Regions from separate parts of the Homo sapiens genome. Here region 1 is linked to region 2. Evidence: chromatin loops called from intact Hi-C (ENCODE). Cell type or tissue: B cell. All regions are shown on one strand. Each heading gives the region's core, and the rest is flanking DNA. Links, peaks and the distances in the headings are about the cores only.

Region 1 (12,550 bases), core at 2,109-10,108, 1.6 Mb after region 2:
ACCAAGCCCAGCTAGTTTTTGATTTTTAGTAGAGATGGGGTTTCACCATGTTGGCCTGGCTGGTCTTGAACTCCTGACCTCAGGTGATCCACCCACTTTGGCCTCCCAAAGTGCTGGGACTACAGGTGTGAGCCACCATGCCCGGCCAGTACAAATTGTTTTAGTGTCTATCCTCTCAAAAGATAAAGACCCTTAAAAACCAAGAGGCATGTTGGTCAGGCTGCACTCTGGCTTCGGGTGGAGAATTTGTTGGTTTGTGTGTTAAGATGAGTCAGATGCTGGGGAGAGTGGAGCACATGCCCAGTGTATTCACCGAATGTGGCTCATGGGCTTTTAAAAATCCCCTTGGCTTTTCTTGCTAACAGCCTGAAATTACGGGAATCAGCGGGTATGTCTGCATCATATTGAGAATTTCCCTTTTCACAAAAAAGCACTAGGACCACTTTTTTTTTTTTTTTTTTTTTTGAGACGGAGTCTCACTTTGTCACCCAGGCTGGAGTGCAATGGCGCAATTTCAGCTCACTACAACCACCACCTCCCGGGTTCAAGTGATTCTCCTGCCTCAGCCTCCCAAGTAGCTGGGATTACAGGCATGTGCCACCATGCCCGGCTAACTTTTGTGGTTTTAGTAGAGATGGGGTTTCACCATGTTGGCCAGGCTAGTCTCGTACTGCTGACCTCAGGTGATTTGCCCGCCTCGTCGGCCTCCCAAAGTGCTGAGATGACAGGCCACAACTTGTTTTTTGTTTTTGTTTTTGTTTTTTCTGAGACAGAGTCTTGCTCTGTCGCCCAGGCTGGAGTGCAGTAAGTGACATCACAGCTCACTGCAGCCAACTCCCCAGGCTCAGGTGATCCACCCACCTCAGCCTCCCGAGTAGCTGGGACTACAGGCTTGGGCCACTAGACCTGGCTAAATTTTTGTATTTTTTTGTACAGATGGGGTTTTACCATGTTGCCCAGGCTGGCTTTGAACTCCTGAGCTCAAGCAAACTGCCCACCTTGGCCTCCCAAGGTGCTGCGATTGCAGGTATGAGCCACCACGCCGAGCAACAACTAACTTTTTTATAACTCCAAATGCATTCCATAACTGCCCTTCTCTGGCTTCTTCTGTCCCCCATCTGCTTCCCTTGTGATAAGTCTTCACTTCCTTCCTGCTCCCACCTCATTAAAGCAGGCCTGGCTTTTGGAAAGGTGATGGAGGCGGACAGTTTTCTGAATGTGCCTGCAGCCAGGAGCCCACCTTCCTCCCCAGCATAGTCATCATCCTCCCTCCCCACCCCCAGCACATAAGCATGCCTGTTGCAGAAGTGCCACATTGTGGACATCTGACCACAGTGAACATCAGGTGTACATGCACTAGAGGCCTTCCGTGAGCCTAAGCTCTCATATGTTGAAAAGGTACCAATGACACTATTAACTTGGAGGCAGGAGAAGCATCTAAATGAAGTGATATGGGGCATTTTTCTTTTTTATTAGAAAGTTTAATTAGAACATCTCCCTGAGTGTTTTAATTTCAGGATGGACTCAAAGAAATGGCTTTAAAATAGTCCCTCTAGAATTGGTCAATGGTTTTCCTTAACAAGGTTGAAAAGATATTTTGAGACATCTTTTACTAGTTTAGATACTGAAAATGTTCAAGAAAAAATGCTTCTAGTTTGGAAAGATGTTTCTATTGAGATTTGACACCCTCCCAACTATTTCTACCTCTCCCCTTTTGAATTTTAACTTTTACTCTACTTATGAAAGGATTCATTTGGCCTTGAACACTAGAAATTAACTGTTTCCCTAAGGAACACAAATCTGTGGATTTCCTAATATATCCAGGAAGATAACAACAACAAAAAAAAGCAGAGCTCGCTATTGGAGTCAGAGGTCTCTGGCCAGGAGGCTGACGCAACCTGCTAACATTCTTTTTCACCCTTTCACCCAAGGCCATGCAGTGAGAAAAGGACACTGGATTTAGGATAGACCTTACAATTGATCCATGTCCTCCATTCCAGAAATGGCTGGGGGAAGATGAATATTGCGGCCAGGGGCGGCTTGTGTGACAATTCCTGCCCACACAATCACAGTTGTCTCTCTCAGCACCCTGTCAGGGCTATTTAATACAGTCCATTGCAGCATGCTCCAAAACTCCTTGTATCCCGCTGACTACAAACCAATAAGTTTGCTGAATTCTCTAAGGCAGAGGTTCATAAACTAAGGCCCACGGACAGAATATCAGTTTTTAGTCAGGGTTCTCTAGAGGTACAGAACTCATATATATATATATATATATATATATATATATATATACACACACACACACACACACACACACATATATATGTATATATATGTGTATATATATATATACGTATATATGTGTATATATATATATATATATATGAGTTTATTAAGTGTTAACTCACACAATCACAAGGTCCCACAATAGGCCGAGTTCCAAAACTGAAGAACTTGGAGTCCGATGTTCGAGGGCAGGAAGCAACCAGCAAGGGAGAAAGATGTAGGCTGGGAGGCTAGGCCAGCCTCTCTTTTCACGTTTTTCTGCCTGCTTATATTCTAATTGAGCTGGCAGCTGATTAGATTGTGCCGCCACAGATTACGGGTGGGTCTACCTTTCCCAGCCCACTGACTCAAATGTTAGCAACGCCCTCACAGACACACCCAGGATACTTTGTATCTTTGTATCTTTGAGGAAAAGAGGGAGAGTCTGTTTTGTGATCTTTCTTGTGCTTGGACCTCACTGGAGAAGTCTACGGGAGATACTCTGTATCCTTCAATCCAATCACGTTGACACTGAGTATTAACTGTCACAATCAGGGTCTGCGAATATGGGTGAGAGAAAATTACATACTTATTTTTACTAACTTCCTACTGAAATTTAGCATTTCCTCAATTATGTACATAAGCAACAAATCACAATAGCATACCAAGTTCCTGAGACTTTGTCACTACAGGAAATTGTCAATATTTTCATGTTCTCTTTCCTTGTGGCAGATACCTCAAAATACCAGCTATGCTCATCACCCCTTCACAAGTATGGTGGTTATTAGGTCTGAAAGTTTGTGTCCCCCCTTTCCAAAGTCATATGTTGAAGTACTAACGCCCAATGTGAAGGTATTTAGGAGGTGGGAACTTTGGGAGGTGATTAGGTTTAGATGGCATCAGGAGGTTGGAGTCCCTATGATGGAATTGGTGCTCTTATAAGAAGAGGAGGAGATACCAGACCTCTCTCTCCCCGTCCTCTCTCTCTCCCCACTCCTCTCTCTCTCTCTCCCTGCCATGTGGAGATCCAGGGAGAAGGTGGCACTGTGAAGCCAGACAGAGGGCCCTCACCAAAACCCAAATCTGCCAGTGTTACCAGGGGTCTTTGTTCTTAGAGCTCCCAAGATGCGGGGGGGCCGCTCCCAAGATGGCAGCAAGCCTCTTATTCTCTGACCTGGGGTTCTTGGCCTCACGGATTCCAAGGAATGGAAGCTTGGGCCATGCGGTGAGTGTTATAGCCCTATTAGAAGCTGTGGGTCACGGAAGAGAACCGTGGAACCCAGCGACTAGTGTTCAGCTCCATTAGGAGGAACCCGGGCACTTAGCCGTGCAGGAACAATGGCAAACTTTTAGCCCAATCAGGAGTGGCAACAGGCGCCTCCTTGGATCAGGAGCACAGCGGACACCCTGCCAGATCCGGAGGGATGGAAGTCAGCGGCGGGTCTGCGGCAGTGGCCAACAGCAGTGGTGGACAGTGAGCGAAAGCTCAGCTCGAGCCGTAACAAACACGGTCCAGAAGAGTGCAGTTGCAAGATTTAATAGAGTGAAAACAGAGCTCCCATACAAAGGGAGGGGACCCAAAGCGGGTTGCCGTTGCCAGCTCCAATGCCTGGGTTTATATCTTGATCACTGTCCCCCCACCTCCGTGCTCAGGCGATAGATGATTGGCTATTTCTTTACCTCCTGTTTTTGTCTAACTAGCATTTTAGTGAGCTCTCTTTACTACCTGATTGGTCAGGTGTGAGCTAAGTTGCAAGCCCTGTGTTTAAAGGTGGATGCGGTCACCTTCCCAGCTAGGCTTAGGGATTCTTAGTCAGCCTAGGAAATCCAGCTAGTCCTGTCTCTCACCAGCATCGTAATCTTGGACTTCTAGCCTCTAGATCTATAAGAAATCATTGTCTGTTGCTTAAGCCGCCCAGTCTGTGGGCAGCTTGTTTGTTATAGTAGCCAAGATGACTAAGACACATAATATCACATATTTTTAAAGAATGTGGTTACTTCGCTTGCCCATAATTGGTTTCCTTTACAATCCCATGTATTTCCTTTTATGCATTTGAAACCATTATTTTAAGAATAGGTCTATAGACTTCTCCAGTGACGTCCAAGCACAAGAAAGATCACAAAACAGACTCTCCTTCCTTTCCTCCATCTGGGCCACATCTTCACTTAACAAGAACAGCTTCCTTACACCTCCCAGATTGAGGAATGGTGGGTGAGAACACGGTATAATAAAGCTTGTTTTATGGTCTCTGCCCTTGTAGATCAGGGTCTCCACTCACAGACTTTGCCCTCTAACCTCAGCCACTATCTGACAAGCATCTGCTGGTTGGCGGAGAGGATGTGCACAGATGGGTGTATACCCAACGCTGCTCCCAGGAATGAATCCCAAAGCCACCAGATCTTACCAAGGGTGACCTTCACACAGAACAGCACATGGACACACCCCCCCCCAGGACTGTGGGTGGAGCAGTTGGAAGGCCACCACTAATTGTGGAGTTATGTTAAGGCTTACGCTGATTCTGTGTTATGATTTCATTTTGGAATAAAAAACCAGAGCCCTGTATTCCATCTTGCCAGAACTGCTTGCTAGTGATTTGAACTCAAGAAATCTGGTACAGGCAGGGTGTGGTGGCTCACGCCTGTAATCCCAGCACTTTGGGAGGCCAAGGCAAGTGGATCACCTGAGGTCAGGAGTTCAAGACCAGCCTGGCCAACACGGCGAAACCCTGTCTCTACTAAAAATACAAACGATTAGCCTGGCATGGTGGCGGGCGCCTGTCATCCCAGCTACTTGGGAGGCTGAGGCAGGAGAATCGCTTGAACCTGGGAAGCAGAGGTTGCAGTGAGCTGAGATCACACCACTGCATTCCAGCCTGGGAGACAGAGCAAGACTCTGTCTCAAAAAAAGAAAAAAAAAAAGAAATCCGTTACAGCTTTGAGCTTCAGTTTCCTCATCTTTCAAATGATGGCTACAACTGCAAAGGTTTATTTTTCAAAACATGTTCTCTCCCTGTCTCTCTCTCTCAAATTCCTTCTTCCTTATTTTGACAGCTACTACATTTGAGCTTTTTAATTTGAATATTATTGGATGGTAACCCACTTACAGAGATAGGAAGTTGGACGTCTTGAAGAAAGGAATTTCATCTTAAAGTCCATTATATTTTTAATCTAAACTGCTTGGACTAAAACAGCTTGCTTTAGGACAGGGCTGGGCGTGACTTTTTATTTTGCTTTGTTCTCAGTTTTGCTTTATCTAGAATCTGTGTTTCAATATATCAGCTCTAGGTGGCAGTAATGTACCATGAAGATGTGTGCTTTACCAGGTAGCAGGCTGCCAAGTTTCAAGTCTTGAGGCTTGAGGTGGAAGAGAACCTTAAGGAAAATTTTAATGGGATTACTGGGTGCCAGCGCTATCTAGACACTCTGTGAGCAGGTCAACTCACGACTGTTGTCCCCTGTGACTACCTTGGAGGAAGGAAGGAAAGCTACAGGCTCATGAATACATTACATGAAGGATGCAATGAAATATTTTATGGTATAGGGATTTTTCCAAACCTGTGCTCTACATATACTCTGTCTCTGTCTCTCTCTGTCTCTCTCTCTCTCTCTCTCTCACACACACACACACACACACACACACACACACACACACATTGAGATAAGAGAAGCTACTTCTTCAAAACAAGGTTTGTTTATATAATCAACTCATGACCCCTCTCCTCTTCTTTTTTCCTTTCCTAACTCTAAAAAAAAAATAATTTTACTATCCATTTGTCTCTAAGGTGAATGAGCTAAGACACAGTAGTAATGTATAGTACTACAGTAGTCACATATAGTAAGCATATGTGTATATACTGAAGAACGTGAGCCTGAGGGGAGAGCACATTTGAGGGACAGTGTATTGTTCATTATTCATTCCTTTGGATTTCTTTTTTGTTTTGTTTCCGTTTGTTTTGTTTTTTTTCTTTTTTGAGGCTGAGTCTCACTGTATTGCCCAGGCTGGAGTGCAGTGGTGCAATCTTGGCTCACTGCAACCTCCACCTCCCAGGTTCAAGCTATTCTCCTGCCTCAGCCTCCCGAGTAGCTGGGATTACAGGCACGCACCACCATGCCTGGCTAACTTTTGTATTTTTAGTAGAGAAGGGGTTTTACCATTTTGGCCAGGCTGGTCTCGAACTCCCGACCTCAAGTGATCCACCCGCCAAGACCTGCCAAAGTGCTGGGATTACTGGTGTGAGCCACCGCACCCGGCCTTGTCTGGATTTCTTTACAAGAGTTTACGTAGCCATTTCCTCATCTGTAAAATGAGACTAATAGTTCCACCTTCGTATGGTTGTGATGAGGATTAAAGTGGTCCACAGATATACAGGTGATGAGCTGCCTGATGCATACACAGGAAGCTGCATGTGGACGCTAGCTGTGACTACTGTCACTATTACCCAAGGCTCTTTGCTTTTTCAAGTTTTTGTTTAAAGTTTTTTGGAGAGACGAGGTCTCACTATGTTGCCCAGGCTAGTCTCTAACTCCTGAGCTCAAGTGAACCTCCTGCCTCAGCCTCCCCAAAGCCCTTTGCTTTTTATCTGAAGGAGTAGAGAGGCGATCTGGGCACAGCCACCTAGGGAGAAATGAAAAGGAATACAGAGAAACACACCACACATACCCACCCCCCCCCACACACACAAATACACACACACACAGACAGAGATACACACACACACACAGAGACAGACATAGATACATACACACAGGGACACAGAAACACACAGATATACACACAGAGGGACACAGAGACAGACACAGATACACACACACAGGGACACACATGCATGCACACACACAGCCTGTACAGAATATAGGGAGATGTGAAACCCCATCCATAAGGCTGCTAAAGGCAGCTAAAAGGGGGAAGATGAAAGTGTAAAGGAGGTGTGGTAAGGTCTTGGCTAATTTACCTTGTTAGGATGGATGAATAGTAAAACTGGTTTTTTAGGGTTAAGAAAGATAAAGGGAGAGAGATGATCATGAGCTGATCATAGGAAAAAACTCTGTTTTGGGAAAGCAACTTCTCTTTTTTCAGTATCTGGGGTTCTTGGGATATGTGTAGTAGTGCATGACAGCACAGCCGAACACACTGAGAGTGGCCTTTCTTTATAGGAACGGAGGCACTGTCCCACGCTGCGACTCTGTCGTGAGTGAAGATGGGTGGTGTGGAATCAGAACAGATTTGCTCTGCCAGAGACCCTTGTGTAGTCCTCCAGTATTCCTTTGGGGTCATGTGTTGATTTATGTCTCTGACTTTGAGACAAATACATGAAAATCCAAACTTAAAAATCAAAAGTGAGTGAGAGACTCTTCAAGTAGGAAGAAAATTCTACACTTTACAAAATAATTCACTACTGTACTCCCTTAAATCACTGATGGAGGATATGATTACATTTCCGTAACACCTCACAGAACTGTAGTAAGGGGCCATTGTATCCAAGATCTTTTCTTTCAAGTGGATTCCTTAGAAAGCAAAAAGGTTTACAAAAAGAATTATTCCCATGAAGATTAGTCAGTTGATATGATCCATGCAGATACTGTCTCGGAAGCAAATGTTCATGTAGCTGGTAAATTTCTGACATGATGGGAAAGGTTTCTGGGTGTCCTTCAATTATCTTCTCTCTTCTCTTCCCATTCTTTATTTATTTATTTATTTTTGAGAATGAGTATTCCTCTGTCATCCAGGCTGGAGTGCAGTGGCATGATCTTGGTTCACTGCAACTTCTGCTTCCTGGGTTCAAGCAATTCTCCTGCCTTAGCCTCCCCAGTAGCTGGGATTACAGGCATGTGCCACCACACTCGGCTAATTTTGTATTTTTAATAGAGACAGGGTTTCACCATGTTGGCCAGGCTGCTCTTGAACTCCTGACATCAGGTGATCCTCCTGCCTCAGCCTCCCAAAGTGCTGGGATTACAGGCGTGAGCCACCATGCCCAGCCCCCCATTATTTATTATTATTATTATTATTATTAATTTTGTGAAAATTTTTACCCCTGTGACTAGGGGAAGACAGAATTTTAACCCCTATATTCCAGCAGATGTGGCTTTCCAAAAGCAATGGTGAGGTTGAATGAGGAAAGAAAGGATGAAAGCTTTCCACTCTCAGGAGGCTGCATGCTTTGAGCTTCCTAAGAAGTACTAAAGGTAGATATCACGGCTCAAGCTTCCAGACTGCTTCACAATTGCAAATAAAGATCTGAAAACTTGTTCTTTTACACTTCTTGGGAACGTTTTTAATTAAATCAGTGGTCAAATTTGCAAATATTCTCCATCGGAAACTTTTGTTTGGCAGGAGCTGCAAACTGTGATGTCAGCCTCTGATTTGAAAACCTGGCCCTTCCAAGAGAATAATAGAAGTTATAAAGAAAAAAGAAATGTGTCTGTGCCAAACCAACAAAAAAGAATAAAAGTTTATAAGATTCTAAATTGAATTTGCTTTTGTCATTTCCCCAAAAGATGTTAGGAAGAATACCAACTTGCTTTAGAGGTTAACCAATTAATTAATGTGGAAAGCTGAAAATATATTATCTCAAGATTGCTGTGTAGTTTATTAGCTGAGAAATATGTTTATTTTTTGCTTTCTAGATACTGTGGAGGAAAGACTGTGCCTTCTTCTTATTTTCTATTGCTTATTTTGAGACCCCATTGCCCAGGCTAGAGTGCAGTGATGATCATAGCTCACTGCAGCCTCAAACTCAGAGGTTTAAATGATCTTCCCACTTCAGGCTCCCAAGTAGCTGGGACTACAGGTGCACACCACCACACCTAGCTAATTTTTTAATTTTGTTATGTTTTATAGAGATGGGGTCTCTCTATATTGCCCAGGCTGGTCTCAAACTCCTGGCCTCAAGCAGTCCTCCTGCCTTGGCCTCCCAAAGTGCTGAGATTACAGGCATTAGCCACTGTGCTGGCCACCTTACTGTATCTATTCGTGTGCTGTTCAGAGTATTTAATTAAATGCTTGTTGATCTGATTTGCTGGAAGTCTAGAAGTCTTTGGCATGAGATAATATATTAGAAAGAGGGCTGGATTGAGACTTTAAAGATCCAAGCCTCATCTTATCTTTGTTGCACCTTATTTTTGTAGAACAATTTATAGTTTACCAAGATCTTAGAGTACATATAAAACCAATTACATTTGATCATCATAGCTACCCTGTAACATAAAAGACAGTATTGTTATTCAATACTGTATAACACTGGTCATATTGGATTAGAGACCACCCTAAAGATATTCTTTTAACCTAACTCTTCATGCATTGTAATATATATAGCTGAGAATTTTCCAAGTCTTCAAATTCTGGTTCCTTTTTGCTTAACAATTTCTTCTTCAACTTAACTCTGTGCTCTCACATTTTGCTGTAAGTGGTAAAGAGAAACCTTCAACACTTTGCTTAGGGATTTCCTCAGCTAAATACCCAAGTTTGTCACTTAAGAGTTTTACCTTCCGCAAAACACTAGAACACTATTCAGCCAAGTTCTTTGCCACTTTGTAACAAGGATCATCTTTCCTCCAGTGCCCAAAATATGTTCATTTCCGTGTGAGACCTCACCAGAAGCATATTTAATGTCCATATTTCTATTAACAGGCTCTTCGAGGAACTAGGTTTTTTTAATATGGCCTCAAAACTCTTCTAGCCTTACCCAGTTCCAAAGCCACTTTGAATTTTTTGGTATTTGTTATATCAGCACCCCACTCCCAGTACCAAAATCTGTATCAATCTACTAGGGCTCCCATAACAAAGAAACACACACTAGTTGGCTTAAACAACAGAAACTTATTTCCTAACTGTTTTGGTGGCTTAAGGTCCAAGATCAAGGTCAGCTGGTTTCATTCTGAGGATTCTCTCCTTGGCTTGTAGATGGCCATCTTCTTCCAGTATCTTCACATGGTCTTTCCTCTATGCATGTACATATCTGTGTCACAACTCCCTCTTCTTATAAGGACACTGGTCATATTGGATTAGGAACTACCCTAAAGATCTTCTTGTAACTTAATTACCTATTTAAAGACCTTATCTCCAGATACATTCTGAGGTTTTGGGGTTAGGACTTTAACATATGAATTTGGGGGGACACTATTCAGACCATAAAAGGCAGTAACCTATAGATGAGAATTAGACCCACCAATGAGAATATTCACGTGCATAGAAACTTAAAGTCACCCGGCTAGTATACTCAAGACCCAGACATTTTTATTTTTCTTATTCAGTCTATTAAGGTGACAAAATGTATTGGAAGTATGTGATCCAAGTAAGTAGATCTATGAATGGTTTCAGGAAATAAGACACAAACGTAAGTTATAGCCACAGGAAATACCCGTGATTTTTGACATAGCTACTCTAAATTTGACATATCAGAACGTTACAGCATGCCTGTCTTGATCTATTTGTGCTGACATAACAAAATATCTGAAACTGGATAATTTATAAGAAGAGAAATTTATTTCTTACAGTTCTGAAGACTGGGAGATCCAAGATCAAGACACTTACAACTGGTGTCTGGTGTGGGACCTGTTGCTGTATCCTCATGGTGGAAGGGGTGAAAACGGCAAAAAGGCATACTAGAATGCTCCCTTCAACCTCTTTTTATCAGAGCATTAATCCATTCATGACTTAATCACTTCCTAAAGGCCCCATCTCTTAATACTATCCCATTGGTGATTAAGTTTTAACATATGAATTTTGAGGGTCACATATAGACCACATATAGACCATAGCAATGCCTAACATTTTGTGCAAATTGTTTGAAAGATTAAATTCATGGCAATGCTATTAAATTAAAGCTTAAATTTTTTTTGTTGTGTTTTTAGAATTAAACGATCGTTCATCTTCCCCAGAATTATAATCCTAAAAGTTAAGGAGAAGATCATATTTTCATCTCTACCCTCTGAATGCTATAAATCTCTTCAAACAAAATTTGAACATAAACCATCCTTCTCAGTGAATATAAGAACAGGCACTATGGGATGAATAAAAACCAGTTCAGTCACTATCAAGCCAACAAAATCAGTGACCACAGCTCTGTTTGGCAGGGCTTCATCTTTTGTGCTGACCTGGAAATCACTCAACTCTAACTAGCTGTTCATTGCCAAGGTCACTGGCTTTGTCTCCGACCTAGAGCAAATCATCCTCTAACCAAGCTGGGTCTCTGCTTTGTAAACTGGGGATTAACTGTCTCAGAGGCTTAGGATCACATTGGAAATGCACTTTACAATAGATATGCACTTATTAAAGGTAGGAAAGAAACATTTTTAAAATGTTGCTCTTCAAGTGTAAGCCTGCTCTTGGATTTTAAAAATGTGTGTTTTACACATAATGCCATAAGCGTATATTTATGTTTGAAAAGAATCATATAATAATATTAAAGCATTGTTCTTGCCCAAACAAAAAAAAAGACATGAAATTGTCTTTTAGATATGTCCTCAAGACTACTGGGTGTTCCAAGAAGAAAGTTGAACACAACTCCTAGCACCTAAGTCCATATCTTTTCATCATTGGAACTTTATGAGGATGAGTTTGGAGCAAAACAAAACCAACTGAATTCTAAATTATCACTCATCTGATGGATCCAGAAAAAGAGGGGACTGGAATCATTTTCCACCAAGGTCCCTTTGGGTCCAAAAATCAGAGGTCAATGCTCAAATTTTTTTGTTGTTGTTGGGTAGGACTAGATAAAACCTCAAGACCCTTTCATTCAAGGGCATTGAGGATGCAAACTCTAGTGCTTGGAGTCGTCAGGCAGCTCCAGGCAGTAAGACAAAATCTGACCATTACAATATTTCTCCCTGAGCTTGTCTTTGGTTCTATAATAATTAATTTAAAAAGACACTTTAGCAATTGTGCCAAATAATGAAATATTCGATTAAAAATGCAACCAGCTGGCTTTTCAACCTTTCTAATGAGTCATGATCAGAACTGCCCTTTGACGAGCAGCTTCTGTGCCAGACACCTCTTGGCAGGCCTCCAAGGGAGGATGGGCATGAGATGCAGGAGCGGTCAGATGGCATCACTGCTGCTGGGGCAGAGCCAGCCCAGTGCTCTGTGCTGTGGGCCGGCAGTGGCTCTTCGCAATCTTCCTGGAGGTTCCTGCAGCCCTGTTATCCACCAGAGAGTGAATTGTTCCCACAGTCTCCCAACTGGTGTCCTTGCTTCCACCCCTGCCTCTCTGTCATCTATTTTCCACACAGCAGCCACAGACATCCTTGTAAGACGCAAGTCGTGTCATGTCGCTCCTCTGGC
Region 2 (8,000 bases), core at 1-8,000:
GTGCTGCAGCTGGTGGATAGCGAGGTGGTCATGCTTTCTGCGCACTGGGAGAAGAAAAAGACAAGCCTCGTGGAGCTGCAAGAGCAGCTCCAGCAGCTCCCAGCTTTAATCGCAGACTTAGAATCCATGACAGCAAATCTGAGTAAGTCCAATGTTTTCATTGTACATTACTTTTAGGAATGAAAACAACTTGGGCAGGGTTTGGTGTAATTTCAGAGCTTTTCAGGAACACATGAAATTCTGGGTTAACAGGATTTTTTGGAAAATCATGATTTCATATTTTGATTAGTTGAGGATTCCACAGAAAATGATGTAAAGTGTAGAAATTAGTTCTGTTTCTGCCTCAGGTCAGCTCCGGACACATAATTATAATTATGTTGATTCTTAAAGTGACTCAGGTTGTCTTTGTTGACATTTGGTCTCTGTTTAAAAGCATACATATAGAAAATGGATTAGGTGACTTTGTCCTTACTGTAGAATGTATTCCAGAAATTGTTGCTTTTAAAATTTAGATATGCTAGAACTTCATGTCTTGTAGTGTATTTTTTTCTCTTCAAACGGATTGGAGATCAAACAAACCTGGTTAAATGAGGGTACTTGTGCTGGGTGTGGTGGCACGTGCCTGCAGTTGCAGCTATTCTGGAGACTGAGGCAGGAGGAGTGCTTGAGCCCAGGAGTTTGAATCCAGCCTGGGCAACATAGTGAGACCTTGTCTCAAACAACAACAACAACAAAGTAAATTAGGGTACCTGTTTGGCTAAATTTATACTCTGTGGAAATTTATTTTTTTGTCGTTGTTCATTTGGATGGATTATGTTGGTATTCTTTTTTTCTTGGGTTTATATTCAGAAAATTATCTTTTATGTTTGATGATGCCACATCTAAGGATAATATTGCAGCTTACTATTTCCTAATCAAGCTTAAGATCTTAGTAAAGTAGGAGGTAGGAGCTGTCTGTATGAGCTAATAACCTGTTTTAGTCTTTTAGGTGGGAAGCTAAAGATACCCTATTATCTCCTCCTGTTTTTAATATTGCCTTATTCAAAGCAAAACATGACTGATTTACAAGGCAAGTAATTGGCAAGTCATAAGACAGTTTTTTGTGTGTGAACAAAATAGATACGTAGTATTTGGAGTGCTGTTGCTGATAACAGTAGCTAATGTTTATAGCACCTACTGTATGTCAGAGATGATTAGATGATTTACAGATACTATCTGTAATTCTCACAAGAACCCCACAAAAGTAGCTTTTATTATTCCCAATTTACAGATAAACTAAGGCTTGGAGAGGTTGCAACTTGCTCAGAATCATAAAATTTATAAATGCATCTAGGATTCCAACCACATTGATGATATCCTCAATATCAGTATGAGGCAGTAGGATGAGGTGATGAGGCAGTGGGATGGGAGCTCTCAGTAGGTCTCTATGAACTGTATTCTTCAAGTCCCCTGGCTGTTGCCATGCCTTTCAGGGTCAGTGTTTTGTTATTTCTGAAGGCAGGGCATGGAAAAGAGATTCTGGGTCTTAGAAAAGTGTAAAATGGCTGTGATTGCCGTCTGCATTGGTTTCCTCTTACAGGTATAGTAATGGTCCTTCCCAAGCCTTGGACATAGCCTTTAAGATGTTCGGAACATTCTTCTTAGCCACTTTCTTTCAGCTCATCTTCCTGTATCTCTTTGAGTCACTTGCTTTTCATTGGTTGTATGTTTCTTTGCAGACATGTTCTCTTATGATAACCTCTTTTATTTCCCCAGCTGAGAGTAAATCTGTTTACGGATAGTTGTTGTTTGCTTAATACCACTCTATTGATTAAATGCATTCTGCCACAGTTCTCATTATTTTCATAGTCAATTCTGTTTAGAAAATGCAGTCTCTATAAGTCTTTCATAGAATATATTGTATGTTCGTTCCCAATTAGGATTCTAATATCCTGAAAAATGTTTGATGTTTAGTGACACATGACCTTATTCTTCAGAAACTGCATTTTGGCTTCTTAAATGCACAAGGTAGGCCTTCCAAATGTTCACTTGAATCCTCTCTTTTTTAGTAATCTGAGAACATCTAACACTAAAGACAAATGAAAGCTAAAACATTATCTGATATACTGTTCTGGTTAATCACTGCTAAATTAATTTGAGTCATTTTTTTCCTCTCATCTATGTCTAACCGATATTGAGCTCTTTTTAGAGAGTTAGTTCAGTTTTTTTTAGAAGGTATGTCTGGATGGTTGCTTTTCATATATATTGCCAATCTGAATTATCTGTTAGCCTTTGAAATACATGCTTCCTTTGGGTTTTAATCTATTGCTGTTATTTGCCTGATATTTATAATTAGTAATGAATGACTGTGGAAGATAGCATATCAAAACTTGGAATTTTAGAGACCTAGTTAGTATTTGTTGGCCTAGAATAAGCCCAGAGAGAGTTGTTTTAAAATCATGAGGCTTTTAGCTAAGCAATTTAAGCTTTATAGAATCATTGCTGACGATATTCTTTACAGTAGGAAAACAAACACTTTGAAGCCAAATTTGATGGAGTGAGTTGTGTAAACATGTATCTGTACCATTAATGTACTTTATGAATTCATTTTGATGCATTTATGTATCAGTCTTAGATTTTGGAAACATTTAGTGTTTTAAATGCTTACTCATTTACTGGGTTTTTTTTTTTGGAAGCCTCAAAATCTCTCCTATTATTACCCAAATACCTTGACATAATATTACAAAGCTTAAATAGTTAAGCAATAATAAAAAATAAAAACAAACTTAGAAGAAAATGGTAACCGATTATATTTAGTCACAGGGTCCCCCTAACTTCTTTGAACTTGTTGCCCTTTCACTGTCAAATGTAACACCATATCCTGTCAGTCCCTCCATTTTCCAGGCTGCTTCACTCTTTTGGTCTTACTTTGCTCTCTAGAGGCCCTGCTTTTATTGAAGGGCAAAGGATTTATGTTATGTGAGCAATTTGGACTTTTGATGATGCTTTTAGCTGTGTTATCCCATGGCTTCATTAATATGGCTCCTGGTACCTAGCCCCTTGGGAATTGTTAAGTTACAACAGATGATCCATTCATATTGGCTTCAGTCCAGCTTACAGGAGCCTATTTAATTGATACTTACTGGTAAGGTTTGTCGTTTTAAAAATAAGTAATAAGGGTATGCTGGGAACTGGAAAACAAGGGCTATGAACTGACAGATCGGGTTTGGCTCCCAATCCAACTTCCTCACTTTAAAAACTGTGCAGATTTCTCAATGGCTCCAAGCTTTAGTTTTCTTGTCTGCAAAATGACGATGAGCATACCTGTCTTGTAGGTATTTGGAGGATTAAAGGAGATGACAAACGTAACCACTTAGCACAGTGCCTGGTACATGCTGGGCATCTGCCACGCACCACGCACTGCGTACAGACTCTGGACACACAGCAGTGAACAAGGCTGGGCACCTGCCATCAAGATGCTGACGTTCTAATGGGGGCCTCTCTAGCCTTTGCGAATTCACAAAACCATTATTCTGTGACACGAGGGTTTGGATGGATGTTAGGCAGTTTAGCTTGTGCTGCAAAACAGTTTAGAATGCAAAACCACAAGATTCAATGTGGTGATATTAGTATTCTGTACATTGAAGGTGTGTAAGCATACAATGGAATATTTTTATCCAGATTCTATGCACTTTCTTATTCTGTGAAAAACCACAGTGCTTTTTAATCATAAAACTGGAAAAATATGTTTGAAAAGTATATACTGAATTATCTTGAACTTCCACTAGAGGGTAGTATAATCCTATTCCTTTATTGAAGTTCAAAATGTTAAAGCCTTGTCTTTGAATTTTCTCTTAGTTTATTTTATATGACCTATTTTTAAAAGACTGTTCCCTTCATCTAGAACAGAAGATTCTGGGTTTTGTTTTTGTTTTAAAATTTTAATTTTTTTAAGAGACAGAGTCTCACTCTGTTGTTCAGGCTGTAGCATGGTGATGTGATCATAGCTCACTGCAGCCTCAGACTATTCCTGGACTCAAGCGATCTTCCTGCCTCAGCCTCCCAAAGCTCTGGCATTACAGGATTGAGCCACTGTACCCAGCCAGAAGATGCTGTTAACTCTTAGATAAGAATTCTTAGATATAAGAGAATAGCAGCCGTATACTGAGTTTGTGTTTTTCTTTTGGTTTGACCTAGCCTGATACAGTATTATTTTGCTTTTTTCTGTACAGAATTTTAGAGGGCATCTAACAAAGAGATTATCATAGCTCTGTCAGTTTTTCATGGACTAGATTATCAGATGTCCAGGTTCCTTTCTGAGGCTAGACCCTTCAAGAGGCACATTAATTCTCTTAGACACCTTTTAGGCTACTACATAGATCTCATTTGTTCCATAATGGCTTTTGCAAGTTAATGTACTTCTTAAAGTTTCCTTATTCATACCATCATTACCTTATTACCTTAGTACATAAAAGTGTAACGTAAGCATTTGAACAGTCTTGTGGTCTTTCAGTACCTGGCCTCTGTGACCTATGGGTTTGCAGCCAAGGAGAGTTCTTTGTTCCATAAGGCTAATTATTTTGTTAGAAAATAACTCATTAAGTGGGAAATAATTTTAGTGTGCTGCTTCATTCTTTATATATCAGTGGTTACACTACAGATGATATGTATTTGAAACAAATGGCACAAAGAAAAATTCCAAACAGAATTGCTTTTCCTCTGGGACGGCCTTCTTGCAAAAATTTGTGAAGCTCTTTTTTGCACAGCTGTCAGGCATTCCCAAATGGCTTTTCACAATAAAATTCTACCTATCTCTTTCACTGATCACTAAATGAGACATATGCGGTTGTTATAGCGAGCAAAATGGTGAGGCTTGAGCTTCTTGTAAAGGTATATTTGTGTCCATGGAGGCCTGCTAGTATTTTATGTATATGCATCCTAAGTTGGTTACCAAATGTACTCATATATGCAACTTGTTTTGCAACAGGAAATGAGCAGGCTGTGACAGGGAAATTAAATTTCTGCTAACTTAAATTCAACATAAAATATTCGGAATACACATTACGTATGTACTTGTCATTATTATATGAAGAGCTTTTTTAAGTTTAATATAAGGGGATGAACCTTTATTTTTTTCAATGCAATTATTTTATATTTTGTTACTGATTTCAAGTCTGCTAAGTGTTAAAATGGAAAATTTTCATCATTTCTTCTGTTTTAAGTCACTGATAATGTGACCTGGTTTAATATACTAAAAGTATCATCATGTTGTTTAATGTTTTCTAAGTTCTCTGCTCATGTTTATTCTTTTACAAAATTTGGCATAGTCTCTTAATATTTAAACTAGATGACCATGAATAGTTTTGCCTTCTCAGTTATTTTACATGTTAGAGTAATAAAATCATTCTATCACCAGAAATTATTCTTTATTGAATTCAACAGACAGGGTTATTAGGGGATAGCAAAAAAGCAAAAATACAGTCTGCACCTTTAAGGCCCTTACTGATTCCTGAGAGATATGAGAGTACACAACTGGTTGGATGATATCAGTCAGAATGTGAGTCCTGTGTGAGGCTGAAAGGTCTGGGGAAGCACAGAAGAGGAAGGGAGCCCTGTGGGAGGAGGGCGGGCTGCCACTGGCCTAAGCCTGAAAAGACAGGCCGGGGTTAGGGACAGGCAGAGGCAAGGAGGAGGAGGCACCAACGCTCAGTACTCCTCTTGTTTTGCTGTAATGTAGAATATGTGAAGGAAAGAAGTGAAGTAAACAGTTTGTGGCCAGAGAGCAGTAGCTCTCTGAATGATAAGGAGTTTAACTTGAAAGGGCTGGGGAGCCTGTGAAGCTTTTTAAAGGGGAGAACATAAATATGAATTTGGTGTTAGCAGTAAAATGACCACGGACTATTTCAAGCATTTTTAGTCTAAATTTGTCATTCAGCACAAGAGCATGAGGCCGTCCTATTCAGAAGTATGTACAGTTTGTTTCTCATTAGGAATTCCAGGTTGATAAACCACTCACATGTTTTCATCTGGTCCCCACGTTATTAACAAAAGAGTGACTAGGGCAGCAAGTACAATTTGTACCTAGAACAGAATTTCTGTCTGTGAGAAATTAATTGGCCTGCCTAGAGATCAACCTCATTTAAGTTCCTGGCCTCATTAGCTCTGTAGTCAACCAACAGAGCTAGAATCTAAATGGAAATTGCCATCTGTCCAGATAAAGATTAAAGAGGTAAAAAGAACATACACATTTTCCAGCATAGAATAATTGTTGGCTCCATTACATAGTTTCTTTTCAGAAAAATCATTTGAAATTTAATTCCTTTTACCTGTAGGAGATCTTAAGTCTAAGACTATAGCCTGGAAAATAACTTATAGGTGTGTAAGTTTGTAAGATAAAAATGAAAATGTTGTTGACATTTTGATCTAATAGATCCATAGATCTTGTTTACATCATGATCATTACTGGTCAATGAAATTATTAGTTTTCAATCACTTTTATTAAATATAAAACTTAGCTAATCTAAAAATTTTCTCTATTTTTTATATTCAAACATTAATTATTTACTGTCAAGTATTAAGTTTAGGTACTTCGGCTCATTTAATCCTTTTAACAGCTTTGCAAGATATGTGTTGTTAGCTCTCTCTTCACAGACGAGGTATCACATTGCATCTCATCTGGCAGGAGCAGAGCTGGGTTTTTAAGCTTGTGCTTCAAAGCCTAGCTCTTAACCCGTCCCCCATATGCTAAGCATACATGCACGATACTGAATGCACCAAGTAGCTTAGAGTTAAATGGAGTCTATATTAAATTTAACTATTCTAGTTTTTATCACTAATCAAAATGAAACAGCCTTTTAAATAATCCTATTAGCTATGATAGTGTTTTATACATTTTAAGACCATGTCAGACTAGTTATAACAGAATGAGCTGAATATTGCTTCTTTAGTACTAGGAGTACTAGCTCCCAAGCTGAATCTCCTAGTCAGTTTTTCATTTAATAAAACAAAAAACAATGTAGGCTGGGTGGGGTGGCTCACACCTGTAATTCCAGCACTTTGGGAGGCCAACGCAGGAAGATCGCTCAAGCCCAGGAGTTCAAGACCAGCCAGGTCATAGTGAGGTCTCGTCTCTACAAAAAAATATATATATAAATGGCAGTACATCATTTTGCCTGATTCCCCCATATAAACTCCTTATGTACCATTTATGACATTCTTTAAAATCTTAAATACAGTTATTGGCTAAAATTTAGATTTTACAAATTGTTTCATTTAAGCGTTCCATAATCACATATAGTAGCTGTTTGATGTGGTCCCTGAAGCTAGATTCAAAAGCACCATGAACTACATTATTATTAGCCTTTTCCAGATTTACCGTGATATATTAATATGATAAAAGTCAGTACCTAAAATGTCTGAAGAAAACTGCTAAACTGCTTGTCATCAAATTTTCACTTTTGAATAAAATGTTATTCCCCCCCGACCAAATTCATGTTTTTAAGCCTTACACCCTAGCAGAGAGGAGAGGGAGTTTTTATAAGCACAAATATTTAATAGAGTTAAAATTTAGGATATTAGAAAGTGTCAAAAAAAAAAAAGGAATAAGACCTACTATTTTATAGCACAGTAGGGTAACTATTGCCAATAATAACTTAATTGTATATTTTAAAATAACTTAAAGAATGTAATTGGATTGTTTCTAACTCAAAGGATAAATGCTTGAGAGGAGGATAAAAAGAGAAAATGTCAACACTTCTGGATTATCTAATAGCTGTTTGGATCAAACAAAGATTAATTAAAAATAAAATCTTCATTAATAAAAATTCATACTTTATTAATTTTTTTTTACTTAATATTATTTTCAGTTCCAAGGTCTCATTCAGGAGACCACATTAAATTTAGTCATCTTGTCTTCTTAGGCTCCTCCTGGCTCTGACAGTTTCTCAAACATTTTTTGTTTTTGATGACCATGACAATTTTTTGAGACATGGTGATCAGATATTTTGTAGACTGTCCCTCAG

What was found. A loop is a pair of places that touch in the nucleus more often than their neighbours do. Peaks named below come from ENCODE experiments on the same cell type or tissue, not always from the same donor. Only the 100,000 strongest peaks of a DNase experiment are listed, where the experiment ranks them.
Region 1: a loop joins it to region 2, with 2.8 times the contacts of the local background. A loop is called at or near these places in 3 of 110 quality-filtered maps.

The regions. Positions count from the first base shown.
Region 1 is chr6:14,060,000-14,072,549 of GRCh38, reverse strand. No RefSeq gene overlaps it. Among named protein-coding and RNA genes, the nearest start is that of CD83, 51 kb to the left of the region's middle. RefSeq lists a silencer at 2,885-2,986. In B cell, for the core only: CTCF peaks have their summits at 5,358 and 5,558 (motif pointing right); a DNase peak (open chromatin) is centred at 5,549.
Region 2 is chr6:15,619,485-15,627,484 of GRCh38, reverse strand. It overlaps DTNBP1 (dystrobrevin binding protein 1), which reads left to right. Exons shown (of 10, transcript NM_032122.5): 5 at 10-142. Among named protein-coding and RNA genes, the nearest start is that of DTNBP1, 40 kb to the left of the region's middle. RefSeq lists an enhancer at 5,631-5,730. In B cell, for the core only: CTCF peaks have their summits at 3,582 and 3,782 (motif pointing right); DNase peaks (open chromatin) are centred at 3,764 and 5,628; H3K27ac peaks cover 2,449 bases.